2 separate regions of the Homo sapiens genome follow, and region 2 is linked to region 1. Evidence: chromatin loops called from intact Hi-C (ENCODE). Cell type or tissue: chondrocyte. All regions are shown on one strand. Links, peaks and the distances in the headings refer to the core of each region. The heading gives the core; the rest is flanking DNA.

The links. Peaks named below come from ENCODE experiments on the same cell type or tissue, not always from the same donor. Only the 100,000 strongest peaks of a DNase experiment are listed, where the experiment ranks them.
Region 2: it touches region 1 in a loop (2.8-fold over the local background); 3 of 110 quality-filtered maps call a loop at or near these places.

What each region holds. Positions count from the first base shown.
Region 1 is chr21:32,598,544-32,602,934 of GRCh38, reverse strand. All of the region lies in intron 5 of CFAP298-TCP10L (CFAP298-TCP10L readthrough), which reads left to right. It overlaps CFAP298 (cilia and flagella associated protein 298), which reads left to right. Exons shown (of 7, transcript NM_021254.4): 6 at 568-663; 7 at 962-3,581. The coding sequence ends at 1,072. Among named protein-coding and RNA genes, the nearest start is that of CFAP298, 12 kb to the left of the region's middle. In chondrocyte, for the core only: CTCF peaks have their summits at 1,537 and 1,742 (motif pointing right); no DNase peak of the experiment used is centred there.
Region 2 is chr21:32,337,496-32,341,886 of GRCh38, reverse strand. It overlaps URB1 (URB1 ribosome biogenesis factor), which reads left to right. Exons shown (of 39, transcript NM_014825.3): 25 at 363-421; 26 at 2,987-3,180; 27 at 4,373-4,391. Among named protein-coding and RNA genes, the nearest start is that of MRAP-AS1, 31 kb to the right of the region's middle. In chondrocyte, for the core only: CTCF peaks have their summits at 1,843 and 2,043; no DNase peak of the experiment used is centred there.

The DNA of each region.
Region 1 (4,391 bases), core at 168-4,167:
AAATATACTATGTTAATTTCAAGCGTAAAAATAGGGCTGCAAGTAAACAGATATGTTCCTTGAAATGTAAAATTTCGCCCGTCACTGATTTCAGGCTTTTTCAAACTGCTGATGCTGTGTACAGGAGGGGGAGGAGGAAAGGTTCGAGACCTTTGAAGGACATCGTGTAGCGCTGTAACCTGAGGGGCCGCCTTGGTTTTGTGGGTGCTCCTACGTCACTAGGCTGTGATTTTGGGGAAATGGGGCCCTCCACCTTATGTAGATCCAGAGTCCGTGGCTCTGAGCATCCTCCCTTTCCCACTGGACCTGCCTGCAGTGTCTGCCTTGGGAATGGTCAAGACAGAGATGGTATCGTGCAGCCTCTGGTCTCCACACAGTGAGAGTCCAGGGCTCAGGGCTGCTCAAGACCAAGGCTTCCCTTGATGCTTCACTTCGGGTGATCAGACATGGGGGACCTGTTTATCTTTAGTAGCCGGCAAAGGCAATCGTAAAACATTTGTTGTAACTTCAGGATTGTCACTCTAAGAACACCTTAATCCACAATTTGCTCTGCTCTCCTCTTTGCAGAGGGGACAGGGAGCTCCAGCCCGAGAGCCTATTATTAGCAGTGAGGAGCAGAAGCAGCTGATGCTGTACTATCACAGAAGACAAGAGGAGCTCAAGGTAGCAGGGGACAGATGGGCTTTCTGCAGTGCTGGCGCCCACACATAGCCTGTGTGCCTTACCTGGGGCTGCTGGGGAGCAGTGAGCTCTGCAGAATGCCGGGGAGGGGTCTTTCTAGAGCTTCTGTCTGCAGGTCTGTCGGGGTCCTGCCAGGTGTCCCCTGGTGTTAGACATGGCAGTATCCTGCTCCTAGAGGGCAGGGAGAGGGGGAGGTCAGTCATGGACTCTTTCTTCAGTCTCTTTATGTGCAAAACACTTTCCTGAAATGCCTGCCTGAATAAAACATACTTATTTCCAGAGATTGGAAGAAAATGATGATGATGCCTATTTAAACTCACCATGGGCGGATAACACTGCTTTGAAAAGACATTTTCATGGAGTGAAAGACATAAAGTGGAGACCAAGATGAAGTTCACCAGCTGATGACACTTCCAAAGAGATTAGCTCACCTTTCTCCTAGGCAATTATAATTTAAAAAAAAAAAAAAGGCCACTTACTGCCCTCTGTAAAAGATGTTAACATTTCTAGTTTTCTTTTAGTGTGAATTTTTAAAATAGCAGTTATTCAAGGTTTTAGAACTTAATAAATACCTAGTCAGAAGAAAATGTGTAAATCGTTTTTGTTTCAGGACTATTTAGTATGTCATGGTTTTCTTTGATAAAATACTAAACTTTTGGCCGGGCGCGGTGGCTCACGCCTGTAATCCCAGCACTTTGGGAGGCCGAGGCAGGCAGATCACGAGGTCAGGAGATCAAGACCATCCAGGCTAACACGGTGAAACCCCGTCTCTACTAAAAATACAAAAAATTAGCCGGGCATGGTGGCAGGCGCCTGTAGTCCCAGCTACTCGGGAGGCTGAGGCAGGAGAATGGCGTGAACCCGGGAGGTGGAGCTTACAGTGAGCCAAGATCACTGCCACTGCACTCTATCCTGGGCAACAGAGCGAAACTCTTGTCTCAAAAAAAAAAAAAAAAAAAAAAAAAGCTACACTTTTTTTTCTTCCTGATTGTTTTATATTCTCATGATAACTGGTTTATTGGAGGAAAGCTGATGACTGGCAGTGACCACTAGTGACCACTAGATGCCGCCAGGCACTCAGCATGCTTTTTCTCCTGGCCCTCTAGATCTATTGGAAGCTGAACTCCCAGCCTTGCTGGAGAGACTTCTCTAACCCTGCTGCGGGGTCTAACTGTAGCCTTCTTTAACCCTGCTGCGGGGTCTAACTGTAGCCTTCTTTAACCCTGCTGCGGGGTCTAACTGTAGCCAGGCGTTGCCTGGCCTTGAAGGTGAAGTTTGCCTCCTGGTTGGTGCCTCTCTGGCCTTGTATTCTGGGAGCGAAAGCTACAACCATGATGAAGGTTGAGTAGCAAACTCATCTGACTTTGAAACTTAAATTCTTCTGGAGTTTCTCAGCTTCTCAAGTCTCCTTCATGAGAATAGATCCTGAAAACAAATCCAGATCCCGGTAGAGGGTGATGATTTCTCCCTATGGATGCGGGGTCTGATTCTAGGCCAGCTTCGTACGCAGCTCAGTGACCAACCACGGGATGGATGGGATCACTATCATCCTAACTGAGTATCTAGGACACCATTGAGTTTAAAGACTCCAACTCATCATCACTGTAAACCATCCAAGTATCCTGCAAACCCTGGCACTTTAGCATCTGAAAGACACCTGCCAGACTGCCTGTGGCAGTCCCTCATGCTTGACTTTTGGTGCCTAGGGTCCTGTTCTCCTGGTTAGAGGGAACTTGGTGTGCTCACACTGAGGGAAAGTGAAGGACGCGGGGCATCTTCCTGCCCTGGCCTTCCTGCCTTGGTGCCTGCGCTCCCCACCATCCTGCAAAGAGGAACCCTGGGAGTGAGTGGAGGTGGCAGGGGTTTGGTTCCTGCCTGCTGCCAGGCGGCCTTGCCCAGGGGGTGGGTCCCAGACCTGAGAGCAAAGCGCTGTTCTCTGAAGTGCTTTGTAGCTGACTGCATCTTGTGCCTTACTCTTTTGGTTGATTTTCAAATTTTGTAAAAGCAAATTTGCATCTATTTTCTCTTTTACTTGGTTATAGTTTTAAATGTCTCTATGAAAGGGTTTTGACCTTGGATGATGTAGTATATGCAATAAGATGCTGTGATTTTATTTCAGGAGCATCCTGTCTTTGTCAGTGTATAGTTCGTGTGTGTTAAATTCATGCTCAGACTTGTAAGAAACAGTTAACCAAGCCATGTGATCATAGTAGCTCTTTTCAGGGAACTACTACTTCAATATCATTAGAAAGTCTTACTGAGCCTGCAGTAGGAATACTCTTTTGGCCGTGATAGTTATCCCATTGCTTCATGTAATCAGCAGAACTTACTAACCAAAAAGTCACTCACGCATGACACTACACTCCTTAAATACCCATGCGAGAAGAACCATCCTCTCTCCCTGCCCTTGTCTGCCTCAAAAGCCTCTCTGAGCTTGGTGTGTTTGGGTGCAGCAGATCTCAGGAAGTACGTGAGTAGCTTATTTGCAAGCCATCTGTGACGGCGGGGGGCAGGTGGTGCCCGCTGTGGCACCGTGCTGTGTGTGTTCCCTTTGCATCCACTTGCTGACTCACCCAAGGTCACAGGTAGCTAGTGGTGGTAGGACCACAGGGTCACGTCCAGGAACTTTCCCAGGATTTCCCAAGAAATCAATTTATCAACAAAAGTAATCTTGCCAGTGTTAGACCACTGATCAGCTTAAGTCTGTGGTCTTGTTGTTATTTTCTTCTTTTTTTAATCCAGTCCCTGTTTGAGTCAATATCAAAAGGAAACCAAGTGTCTGCTGTATGCACGGTGCCCATCTAGGTCTGTGGTTTTGTCCTTTGACATAACTTGTCTTCTTATGTGGTTCTTTCATGGAGACCAGGAATGCTAGTAATAAAATTTGATACCACCTAAAACCTTTTCGACCATCAAACTGACAGCATCAGGCAGTATTTCTGTCACAAGATTACCTCGTTCCTTGGCAACTGCTCTGCAAAGAGTGTGCCATCAAGCTTGAAATGAACTGCCACATACTTGGAGCACAGTAGCCTTGAGAGGGTCTGAGCTCACTAAATTCCCTTCCAAAGCCTCAGCAACCACCCCCTTGAAGAAGTGACCAGAGAGAGCTGCTTGCCCCGACCTCTTGCCGTTCCTTGCAAGATAGGAGTTGCCCCTCTACACTACCAAAAACCCACTGGCCCTGGACAGGGCTCAAGGAGAGAGGTGGCTGATTTCCAGGAGAAGTTCGATACTAGACATAACAGTAACGGCAGCTGGCATTATGGGGACTTTGCTATTTCCCAGACGGTTGTACTAAGCACTTTACCTATATATTCTTTTCGTTTATACCTAAAAACAGCCAAATTAGAAAGAAACTACTATTGTCATCTCACGAGTTAGGAAACCAAAGTCCAGAGGGATTAAATTGCCCAAGGTGAGGAGACTGTAATCCCAGCACTTTGGGAGGCCAAGGCGAGTGGATCACCTGAGGCCAGGAGTTCGAGACCAGCCTGGCCAACATGGTGCATGGTCTCTACTGAAAATATAAAAGTTAGCTGTGCATGGTGGTGTGTGCCTGTAATCTCAGCTACTCGGGAGGCTGAGGCAGGAGAATTGCTTGAACCCAGGAAGCAGAGGTTGTGGTAAGCCGAGATCATGCCATTGCTCTCCTGGGTGACACAGCGAGACTCCATCTCAACAAAAAAAAAAAAAAGAAAAAAAAAAGA
Region 2 (4,391 bases), core at 227-4,226, 260 kb after region 1:
GGTTCTGCTCTCTGCCCCTGTAAGTTTGAGCTATCACATGCTTGTCAAGAATTGTGCAAACAAGAGTAACTGCTCAGTGATTTTTCCCACGCACATTAATAAATTTGTATGCCTATTCTATTAAAAAAAAATAATCATTGCACAGAGAGTCCAGAACAGAGCAGCTGCTGGGTTGAATCACAAGTGTCAGAGCAGAAGGGGACACCAGCGCTCCTCTTTTCAACCCTTTGATCATGGGTTTTACAGAGGAGGTAGTCAGGCCATGGAGGCAGATGCCTTTCTGAAGGCTCTGCAGCTGGGGCCTTTTAGTATTTTGTAGACTGAGATGTTTCATGTGTTTTTCTTACTTATTTTATTCATAGCATGCACTTAATGAAGTTGATCCTGGTGACTGGCAGAAATTCGTGAAGAAGGGACTCAAGTAAGTTGATTTTATTTTCTTGGTGCCCTTCGGTAAAGGTGTGAATGTCGTTCAGCATGCAAAGCCTCTTTTATAGCTTGTTATTAGCATAATCCACGTGGTGGAGCCGATGTCACCTCGTTTTTAGAGATAGAAGTTGGAGAAGTTAAATGATTTGCCTCTTGACACAGGGTGCTTCTGATGATGAGAGAAGCAGTCTTTTAAAAGAACTATTTAAAGAAATACAGAAATGTGCAGAGAATAATAGTAGCCCCCACATTTAATACATGCTGACAGTTTTCTGTGTTTGTCCTGTTTCTTTCTCATCCCTCTGTAACCAAAGGTCAACACTCTTCTGAGGTTCTGCTTTGTCTCGTCAGTATCTTATTTTGTATTTTCATACACTGAGTGTTAGTATGTTGTTAAACAGTATTATTTAGCGTGTTTAACATTTTACACTAATGTATCATTCTTTTTTTTTTAATGTATCATTCTTTATACATCCTTTTGTTCACTGAGATGTTTCTAATTTACCCGTACTGATACTTGTAGATCTAAGTCATTCATTTTTACTGCTGTAGAATATTCGGTCTTTTGACTATATTCCAGATTACTTAGCCAGTCCTCTACTGACAAATGTCTAGGCTGTTCTCCCTATTCTCCCCTTTACATCACATCTCTCTCTCCCTCCCTCTCTGTTTTTCTCTTTCTCTGTCTCATTCTCTCATTCTCTCCCATTATAGTCTTACAGTCTCTATCATGTCTCTTGGGGTGGATTGGGGACTTACTAGCTTTTAGTGTGGGTGCATCTTCAGTTCTAGATGCTCAAACTGCTCTCCAAAGTTGTTGAGCAAATTTTTTGTTTTTGTTTTTGAGACAGAGTTTTGCTCATGTTGCCCAGACTGGAGTACAATGGTGTGATCTCGGCTTACTGCAGCATCTGTCTCCCAGGTTCAAGTGATTCTCCTGCCTCGGCCTCCCAAGTAGCTGAGTCCACAGGCACGCACCACCATGCTCGGCTAATTTTTTGTATTTTTAGTAGAGACGTGGTTTCACCATGTTGGGCAGGCTGGTCTCGAACTCCTGACCTCAGGTAATCCACCTGCCTCGGCCTCCCAAAGTGCTGGGATTACAGGCGTAAGCCACTGTGCCCGGCCAGCGAATTTGCACTCCCAACAGAGTGTGTGTCAGCGTTCATTTTCCCTTAACATCCTTCCTGACCCTTGATACATTCCAGCTCTTCAGTTTGGGGCAATCAGATAGTCATGCATTATTTTCATTTCCCTGACCATCCCATGAACTTGAAACAGAGAAAAGTATTTCACACAAGAGGAGAGAGAGAAGTGAGAGTGGGTGCCAGGTTAATGACAACTATAGGTTACCATCACAGAATTATGATATTTCTTTCCATCTTAGGTTAAAGTTATTCGTATAGGACTGAAAAACACTTTCTTTAGAGCGTGTTGCTTTCCTTTCCTTAGTGGGTTTTGAAGGGATTTAGGACATAGAAGGCTTCTGAACCATTTGATGGAAGTTCTGAGTAGAGGAGAGTGAGGAAGGAGGGAGGCCGGGCAAGGTGACCTGGGAGGCACTAAGTTGCCTCTTTCTCAGGCGCAGCTGTTCTCATGCCTCCTGGCGTTTCCACTAAGCAGGAAGTTCTTTTGGTGTTTGAGTCATAAAGAAAACAAATGCACTGGGCTGGGCTCAGTGGCTCACGCCTGTAATCCCAGCACTTTGGGAGGCTGAGGCGGGCGGATCACGAGGTCAGAAGATCGAGACCATCCTGGCTAACACAGTGAAACCCCGTCTCTACTAAAAATATGAAAAAATTAGCCAGGTGTGGTGGTGGGCGCCTATAGTCCCAGCTACTCTGAAGGCTGAGGCAGGAGAATGGTGTGAACCCGGGAGGCGGAGCTTGCAGTGAGCCAAGATCATGCCACTGCACTCCAGCCTAGGCGACAGAGCGAGACTCCGTCTCAAAAAAAAAAAAAAGAAAAAAAAAAGAAAATAAATGCACTGCATCCCTCCCTTGTTTTGAGAAGTGCTCCCTGTGTCAGTGGACAGACAAGACTGTGATAGAGCTATGCAGTGCCGTGTCAGTGGTAGAGCCTGGATGGTGGGTATAGGGTATTTGCTGCAAAATTCTCAACTTGGTGTTGTTTGAACATTTTCTTAATAAAATACTGAGAAAATGGCCGGGCGCAGTGGCTCATGCCTGTAATCCCTGCACTTTGGGAGGCCGAGGTGGGCAGCTCACCTGAGGTCAGGAATTCAAGCCCAACCTGGCCAACATGGTGAAGTCACGTCTCTACTAAAAATACAAAATTAGCCAGGCGTGGTGGTGCATGCCTTTAATCCCAGTTACTCTGGAGGCTGAGGCAGGAGAATCACTTGCACTTGGGAGGCAGAGGCTGCAGTGAGCTGAGATTGCACCACTGTACTCCAGCCTGGGCAATAGAATGAATGAGACTCCATCTCAAAAATAAATAAATAAATAAAATACTGAGAAAAAGAATCTTTATTGTTTCCTGTAAAATAAATTTTCCTTTTAGCAAAGCTCTTTTCCCTTTGACTCTCGCCGCCTAGATTTCGGTACCAGGACCACACATTTTTAAAGATGCTCCTCACCGCCGTACAGCTCCTGTACAGCCCAGAAAGCTCCGTGCGCACGAAGCTCATCCAGCTCCCGGTGGTCTACGTGATGCTCATGCAGCACTCGCTGTTTCTGCCGACTCTACTGACGTCTGACGGAGAGGAGAGCCCGGACAGCCAAGTAAAAGGTGACCCCTCACCCCAGCCCTTCCATTCCGTATCCAGATTTTATCTCCTGATTTCCTTACACTGGCTGCACTGAGGCTCATCTCCCTCCGGCTCTCGGAGCTAAGGAAGCATTGCCAAGACAGTGTCAGAATGTTTTATTTCTGTCAAATCCAGGGTGAAGAAATGTCTCCTCTGACTTGTGGTCAAACAGCAAATACAAACCTGTTTTCAAGGCCTTAACTGGCTTACAGAAGTTGTGTTTGAGATCTTAGTGCCGTTATCATGGGCTCATGTTAAAATCTGGGATCGAGGGGAAGTCACGCGTGGGAAAAAAGTGTGGGTGTCTAACCTGAGAGAAATTGATTAGTTGCATGAAATTTCTGCTTGGGAAGATTGAAACTTTTATCAAGGGAAAACGGTTGGAACTTGCCCATTGACAGTTCAGTGGTAAAGAACTTCAAAAGCCTAAGTTTAGGCTCCATCCCTAATTCAGTAAGGATTCACTTTAGTGCTCACAGGTCGGATGTCAGAGAAGATAATCCGAGGGTTCCTGCCCTCCTGACGCCACGCTCTGTTTAGACAGATAAAATTCACACCCGGAAGTATTAGCAATCACCACAGGGTCAGACTGTAATAAACTGCTATTAATAAGTCGAAGACAGCCATTAGCCACATCACTGGTATGGGTAGTAGAAAAACTAAAAGGGCTCCACCATTCAATTCAGGCAAGAGTAGACAGAGTAGAGGCTTTGGTAGCACAGTCATGGGGAAAACATGCCTGGATTGAAAATCTGTATTGGCTTAACATTTGGGAGGGGGAATGCGCAGGGACTGAATTCAGCCTTGTCAAAGGCCTAGGAAGAAAGGTGACTGTGGAGATGTCTTAATTGAAAAACACGTGGGGGGCTGGGCGCGGTGGCTCATGCCTCTGATCCCAGCACTTTGGGATGCCAAGGAGGATTGCTTGAGCTAAGGAGTTCAGCCTGGGCAACATAGCACGACCTCATCTCAAAAAAAAAAAGAAAAAAAGAAAAGAAAATAATAATAACAAAAAAATAAGCGGGGAAGGGATTAGATGGCAGTCCAAACACCAGTATTATTCAGAGGAGGAGATTTCCAGCATTTCAATGTTGCCTGGAAGGCTCTCTCCTCTTCTGGTATTCAGTGTGTCTGCCCCACCATGCCATGTGTTTCAGGGTTGTTTTCTTGCAGAAGCGCTGGTGGACCTGAT